Regions from separate parts of the Homo sapiens genome. Here region 2 is linked to region 1. A link is a contact called in ENCODE Hi-C or POLR2A ChIA-PET data. All regions are on one chromosome and are shown on one strand. The core of a region is the stretch at or near the end of the contact, and the rest is flanking DNA. Distances in the headings are between cores, read along the strand shown.

What was found. A loop is a pair of places that touch in the nucleus more often than their neighbours do. ChIA-PET counts read pairs that join two places held with the same protein, here RNA polymerase II (POLR2A). Pooled maps may share reads with other maps.
Region 2: a pooled map shows a loop between it and region 1 (3-fold over the local background). The contact joins the promoter of ARMC2-AS1 here to the enhancer-like site in region 1. A Hi-C loop is called at or near these places in 1 of 168 maps with a recorded cell type or tissue (right cardiac atrium), 1 of 37 single-sample maps with no recorded cell type and 11 of 50 pooled maps. POLR2A ChIA-PET finds 5 or more read pairs at or near these places in 17 of 52 experiments (A673, BJ, CD4-positive, alpha-beta T cell and 12 more).

Annotation. Positions count from the first base shown.
Region 1 is chr6:109,000,826-109,003,680 of GRCh38, forward strand. It overlaps SESN1 (sestrin 1), which reads right to left. Exons shown (of 10, transcript NM_014454.3): 2 at 1,453-1,518; 3 at 463-663. It also overlaps a transcript of ARMC2 not described here. Among named protein-coding and RNA genes, the nearest start is that of ARMC2-AS1, 78 kb to the left of the region's middle. Within about 2 kb of position 1,403, at least 7 of the 41 ENCODE cell types and tissues checked have a DNase peak (open chromatin) inside an H3K27ac peak, as active enhancers do.
Region 2 is chr6:108,922,305-108,925,473 of GRCh38, forward strand. It overlaps ARMC2-AS1 (ARMC2 antisense RNA 1), which reads right to left and starts at 1,799. Exons shown (of 3, transcript NR_104137.1): 1 at 1,757-1,799; 2 at 671-740. The region is part of intron 10 of ARMC2 (armadillo repeat containing 2); the gene reads left to right.

The DNA of each region.
Region 1 (2,855 bases), core at 153-2,652:
TAAAAATTCAAATACTGTAAGAACCTTAGAAATATTCCAAGAACAAACAAAATATCTGATAAAAGTATTTGAACTTTAGACATTTTATCTATATACTTTCAGAACTTCAGATTAAGAAGAAACTTCAATTAAGGTGCCAATCATAAAATAATGGAATATTATTTACATCTTGAACAGGAAGCACCACTTATGTCAATGTGAACTATTTATAATAATGAAACAGAACTTGTGTTCTACTTATTTAATGAAGAATGGTTCTCAGCAATGTATAAATACTTGCTTCTTTTTCTGTTATACTTGAGAGCGTACTTATTTAAAAATAGGAAAAACAGAGACTGTGCAACAGGAATCATATTATATATCATAATCTAAGTATTTATCCCTGTGTTTAAAGCATTAACTGTCTCTTAAAGAGATTAATAAAAATAGGCAAAAACAATTTTTCACTGAATGTTTACAAACCATTATTCCAATGTAGTGACGATAATGTAGGGGTAACGGCCCATCCATTTGCAGTAGATAGTGCTGAGTTTTTAAGAAACTTTCTAAATATTGTGGGTGGAAAACCATCACTAACGTAATGTTATCCAAACGGCCCAAAGCAGCAAAAGAATCTGCAAATAAAGCATGCATCTGTGCGTCTTCACTCCCCACTTGGAGGATCTGTATAAATGAGAAAAACCATGGTTACTGAAATGGTAAATTGGTGTTAAGGGAAGAAAATATACATGCGCTACACTCTAAGTATCATTTAGAAGCAGATTAAATCTGGCTTAAGAAAGAGGGGTTACAAATTTAAACTCAACTGGTTGAAAGATACAGAAGAATAAACAGTTACATATTATATAGTAGGGGATAAACAACAAAGGCTGAACATTAAAGGCCATCTAGATAGGCTGCTTGCAGAGTTGGCCAGAATCCAGATAAAGAAGCAGATTTAGATTATCAAATTTGCAGAGCTTGCAAACAGACACTAAAGCCTTTCTTTACAAAACCGCCTACTCTCACTCAATTTAAGGAGAACTAAAATTAACTAATAGCATACACTTCTTATGAAAATAAAGCATAGATGCTTTTATACATATATAGAATTAAAGATCCAATCTAGCACTGATATCAGCCTGTGGAGACAGTCAAGACTAAGTAACTCAGGTTATGGGCACACCTAAACAACATCTAAATATAAGCAGATGTTGTATCACTGGTCAAAAACAAATCTTGGCTTTACTTGATTAAATATGGGTGTTAAAAACACATCATGAAATACTAGAAATCAACACAAGTACAACAGCTTTTTATTCCCACAGATTCACTGCCAAAGAATGATTAACTGCAACCAACTCTGACTAAAACATGTTGTTGACCAACAGTTCTTCAGATGCCAACATGTGGGTCATGAAAGCTCTTCCTTAAAAGCATACAGTTCACTATGTACTTTCACAAACAACGTACCTCCTTTTCTGGGATGAATCTGCTTGGTCCCTGTCCTAGTGGTCGAGGAATTCTAATGCCAAGTTCCTAGAAAAGAAAATTACACCATCTCAGGCCTTTGGCAGTAAACAAAATGAACTGAGGCTAAAGGAATGGGAGGGAAAAACAACCAGTCGAACAGAGACAGGCTTGTTTTGATGGTTTGTTTTCATGGCTGTATATACATACCAACTCTTCTGTTAGCATTACATAGCTAACAACAGCTTATAATACAACTCTGATTAAAAACAATAAAACCTGTTTCACTAAAACCAGAGTTTTGCATAAAGTACTTGGCAGAAAGTCTAGAACAGAAAGTTCAGCACATAGCAGCCAACCCTGTGGATCATCAGTGATACAAAATAAGACCAGTGTGTTTGTACATCTAAAACTCAACCAACCCAAATATCAATCCCTGTGCATCGTCAGAAAATGAAAAAGCAGTACTTCCACCTAGGTGTCTTAAACTAGAAAAAGTGTAATTATTATTACATCTAAAACAACACCTCACGGTTAGAATGTAAATTTATGAAAAATAAAAACTAAATTCACAAGAGACAGCACTACAGGGCATGTTTTCTCTGCAGTTAAATAATTTTAGAGAAACTCATTTTGTTTGTAAGTTTGCCTTAAATTAAGTTTTTTTTTATTTACAGGATGTCATCAATCTTGCCCATATTATATTTTAGAGAAGCTCAAATAATTGAGAAATAGTTTTCTGACATTTGACACAGTGACTCTAGAATCCTGTACCTTATGTGATGGTGTAGTATGGTTAACAAGAACTGAAAATCTGTTAGGGTTTCCTTTCCCTCCCTCACCCTCCCCATATAGTGTGTTTACAGAAACAAAACTAAAATAATATATTTCAACTTTTTGTTGTTTTGAGGCCTATGTCCTATCTAGTGTCATTTAAAAATTTTTTTTAGAATTTATACAATTAAAGATTAACCCCTTCACTCATATATATTATATATATAATTAAATACTCATATAATTCTACTCTCTCCTTACTGCTTTTAAAGTTCTTCATGATATAAACCAGATATTTTCCTTTTAAAGAAAAAAAGTGGGGATGGGGTGGGGGTGGGTGCACAGAGAGAAGGACATGTGTCAGCAATCCAAGAAATCTGGTCCCAGCAAATGAAAGTCTTTAAAGCAGAACAGGCTTTTAAAAATTAAGCAGGAAGGACAAAAGTGAAGGTAATCTTTATTAGGAGACATCAAGATTCAAAGTAGTTTATATTTGCCAACAGAATTCATAAAATAATATTTAAATAAAATAATCTTATACTGGAGGTTGGTGACTTCTCCCTGGTTAGTCCATCCTTACACTGAAGATAGTAATGCTTTAACATTATACCCTTCATTAGAGGAGGCACTTA
Region 2 (3,169 bases), core at 549-3,048, 78 kb before region 1:
CACTCAGGTTGGAGTGCGGTGGTGCGATCAAAGGCATGGCTCACTGCAGCCTCAGCCTCTGGGGTTCAGGCGATTCTCCTGCCTCAGCCATGAGAGTCGCTGGGATTACAGACCTGAGCCACTGGGCCCAGCCCCATATTTTAAGACAAATATTTCCTGTGTTTGCTAAGGTTTCTCAATTAATTAATAGTTGAAAACACAATTTGAAATTGATAATTAAGTACCTATAGTCAACTTGAAAAAAACAGAAGCTAAAGCTTTTGAGTTCTCATTTTACTGTATTAAAATGTAGTTGTGCATTTATAAATGATCTAATTTCTTCTTAGTACATTTTTTCCCTTTAAAATGGGTCTCCCAATACTGACTACACAATGAAAACTTTGAGGCTTACATAATTCAATGTGAGCTGGGTAGCTTTGCCAAGTCTCCAGGTGTTTTCCCTGACTGAGGGTGGTACCTGTTATGATCAAATAATTTGGGGAACATGGAAAGAAGCTTTCTCAGAAAAGTGAGCACCAGAAAGTTGTCAAGTGTAGCTCAGTCATTTTTCAGTAGTAGATTGGTAACCAGAAGCAAAATGGAATGTTTCTTCCTGGGTATTTACCAAAACCTTAGGTCCCCTTTTGTCCTAAACATCACCTAACAATTGCTAATAAGCAAGGAAACTTACATTTGTATTAGTCCTCTTTGTGGATTATCAGTGTCATTTTCTTCTCTTTTTTCTTCTTCCTATGGGCTGCCTTCAGGATTGCAAGTCCCACAGGATTGCAAGTTAAGAGATGGGGGAAAAGATAGGAATTAAAACTTGTGTTTTTCAGTGTGCTATTTCTTGGTGAAATGCTACTTAAGAGGTTGAGAATTTCTCTACTAAGTCCTTTAGAGACTAAACAAGACTTTTTTTAAGTAAGGGATTTGAGGTGGTTTGAAAGATTATATACAATAAAAAAGAAAAATGTGTGTTTAAGTTTGTGCATTTATAGATAATATAAATTAGAATAGAAAGTTAAGAAAGAAATGGATGCACACCTCCAAGCATGAAGCTTGGGCTTTGGTTAACTCCTGCTTTGGGGGAGGGCCCAGTGGGTGGGCTTTTCTTGAGGGTGGGAAATAAAGACCCTGCTGTAGAGCACAGAACTCATTGATAATTTTCACAGATTTATCTCTGTTCAACTGAGAGTTCTTGTTTTCTTTTTTTTAATTTTCACTTGTATATAATGAATTCAAAAGTAGGAGCAAAATTCAGTTAAATGGGTTGACTTGGAACTTGCCTTTACTGTGACCACATGATTTAGCTAGACTCTCCTCCCCACACCCTTTTTTTTTTTTTTTTCCTGCATTTTTTCCAGAAAAGGCCACTGGTCTGAGCATTCAGGGCCCCACCATCATCCCACAGTGAGATTGGTGGCTCTCAGAGGTTGGTGACAAGTCTCTCAAGATACAGGGCCTTCAGAGCTGCATCTGCGTGGTGGCCTTTTCCTGATCCTTCTCCCTCAGGGTTTTAGGCCCTGGTTCACCCAGGCCTCTGCTAAGCTCCCGCACTTTCTTGCCAGAGGTGTCTTAAAGGGAAAAACCTCTCTTTTGTCGCTCCTGTCCCTTCTTTCTTTCTTCCCCCTCCTCATTCCCCTCCTCCTTCCCCTTCTCATTCACTCTTCCAGCCCTCCAGTAGCTGAACATTTAAGAGCTTTTTATGAGCACATTTGTTGTCCTCTGAATAGAAAGAGGAATAAGAAGTGGTTTGTACCCTAGAGGAGCTCACCATGGGAGAGAAGATGCCTGAAGACAAGTGACAATGCTTCTGTGATGGGGGTTGTAGAGGCAGGAACAGGATGCTTTGGTAACACGGAAGAGGAAGGAGAGGAAGTGACTGATCAGCCTCGGAAAGGACTTCACAGAGAAGTTATCTTGAGCTGGGTTTTGAAAAATGAGCAGGAGGCCGGGCGCGGTGGATCATGTCTGTGATCCCAGCACTTTGGGAGGCCGAGGCGGGCGGATCACTTGAGGTCAGGAGTTCAAGACCAGCCTGGCCAACATGGCAAAACCCTGTCTCTACTAAAAATACAAAAATTAGCAGGGTGTGGTGGTGCTTGCCTGTAATCCCAGCTACTCGGGAGGCTGAGGCAGGAGAATCGCTTGAACCCAGGAGGCGGAGGTTGCAGTGAGCCGAGATCGAGACTCTGTCTCGAAAAAGAAAAAAGAAAAAAATGAGCAGGAGATGGCCCGGGGGAGAAGGGGTGGCAAAGTGTAATCGAGGGCACTCTGGGCGGAGGAAGCCGCCTATTCAAAGGCATGGCGTCATGAAGGGTTGAGGACCTCATGTGGTGCAGAGTCTGAAAGATGGCCAGGGTGGTGCCGAGGCAAAGGAGATGAGTTTGGAGGGATAAACCACACTTCAGAGACTGAGGAACCTTTAGGCTATGGGTGCTACTGGCTGGGCCGGAAGTCGCAGGAGGCCTTTGAGCAGGGAAGGCGGAGCTTTGAGATGCCCCCTCTGGCAGCAGTGAGCAGCTATGGGGGCAAACTGTGGAAGGAGCCCATCCAGGGGGCTGTAGAGTTTGGGTAAGAGATGAAGTGAGCTTAAACTGAACCAGTGACGCTGGTGATGGAGAGAAGGGGTGAACGTGTGACCAGTCAGGTGGGGAAAGGGGTGGGGCCCGGGAGTTTAGGAGCTTGGGAAGGAGCTGCTGTCAGAAATGAGATAGGCTAGAGAACAAATACACAGAGGCTGGTCCCCTTCCAGAGAGTTCATTTTTCTTTCATCCGTTATTTTTTATTCTGTGATGGATGGGGGTTATAGAGGCAGGAACAGGATGCTTTGTTAACACGGAAGAGGAAGCGACTGATCGGCCTCTGAAAGGTCTTAAACATAGACAAGTTAGCCTGAGCTGGGTAACTACAGAGTCCATTTTTCTTTCATCCATTATTTTTTACTCCTCTGCTTTCAAAAAAAATCTTAAAATCTGTCTACCTCAGAGATATTGTCTGCTTAGCCCATGGTGTTCTGATATCCCAGTCTTTCCTTTGTAGATGTCCACCCCTTCATTCATTCCATTAATAAATGCCTATTGAGCGCCCACCATGTACCAGGCACTGGACTTGGAGCTGGATGTACAATGGTGAAAAGGATGAACAAGGTTTATGCCTTCACTGAAGCGTCTAGTCTGGAGGAGTA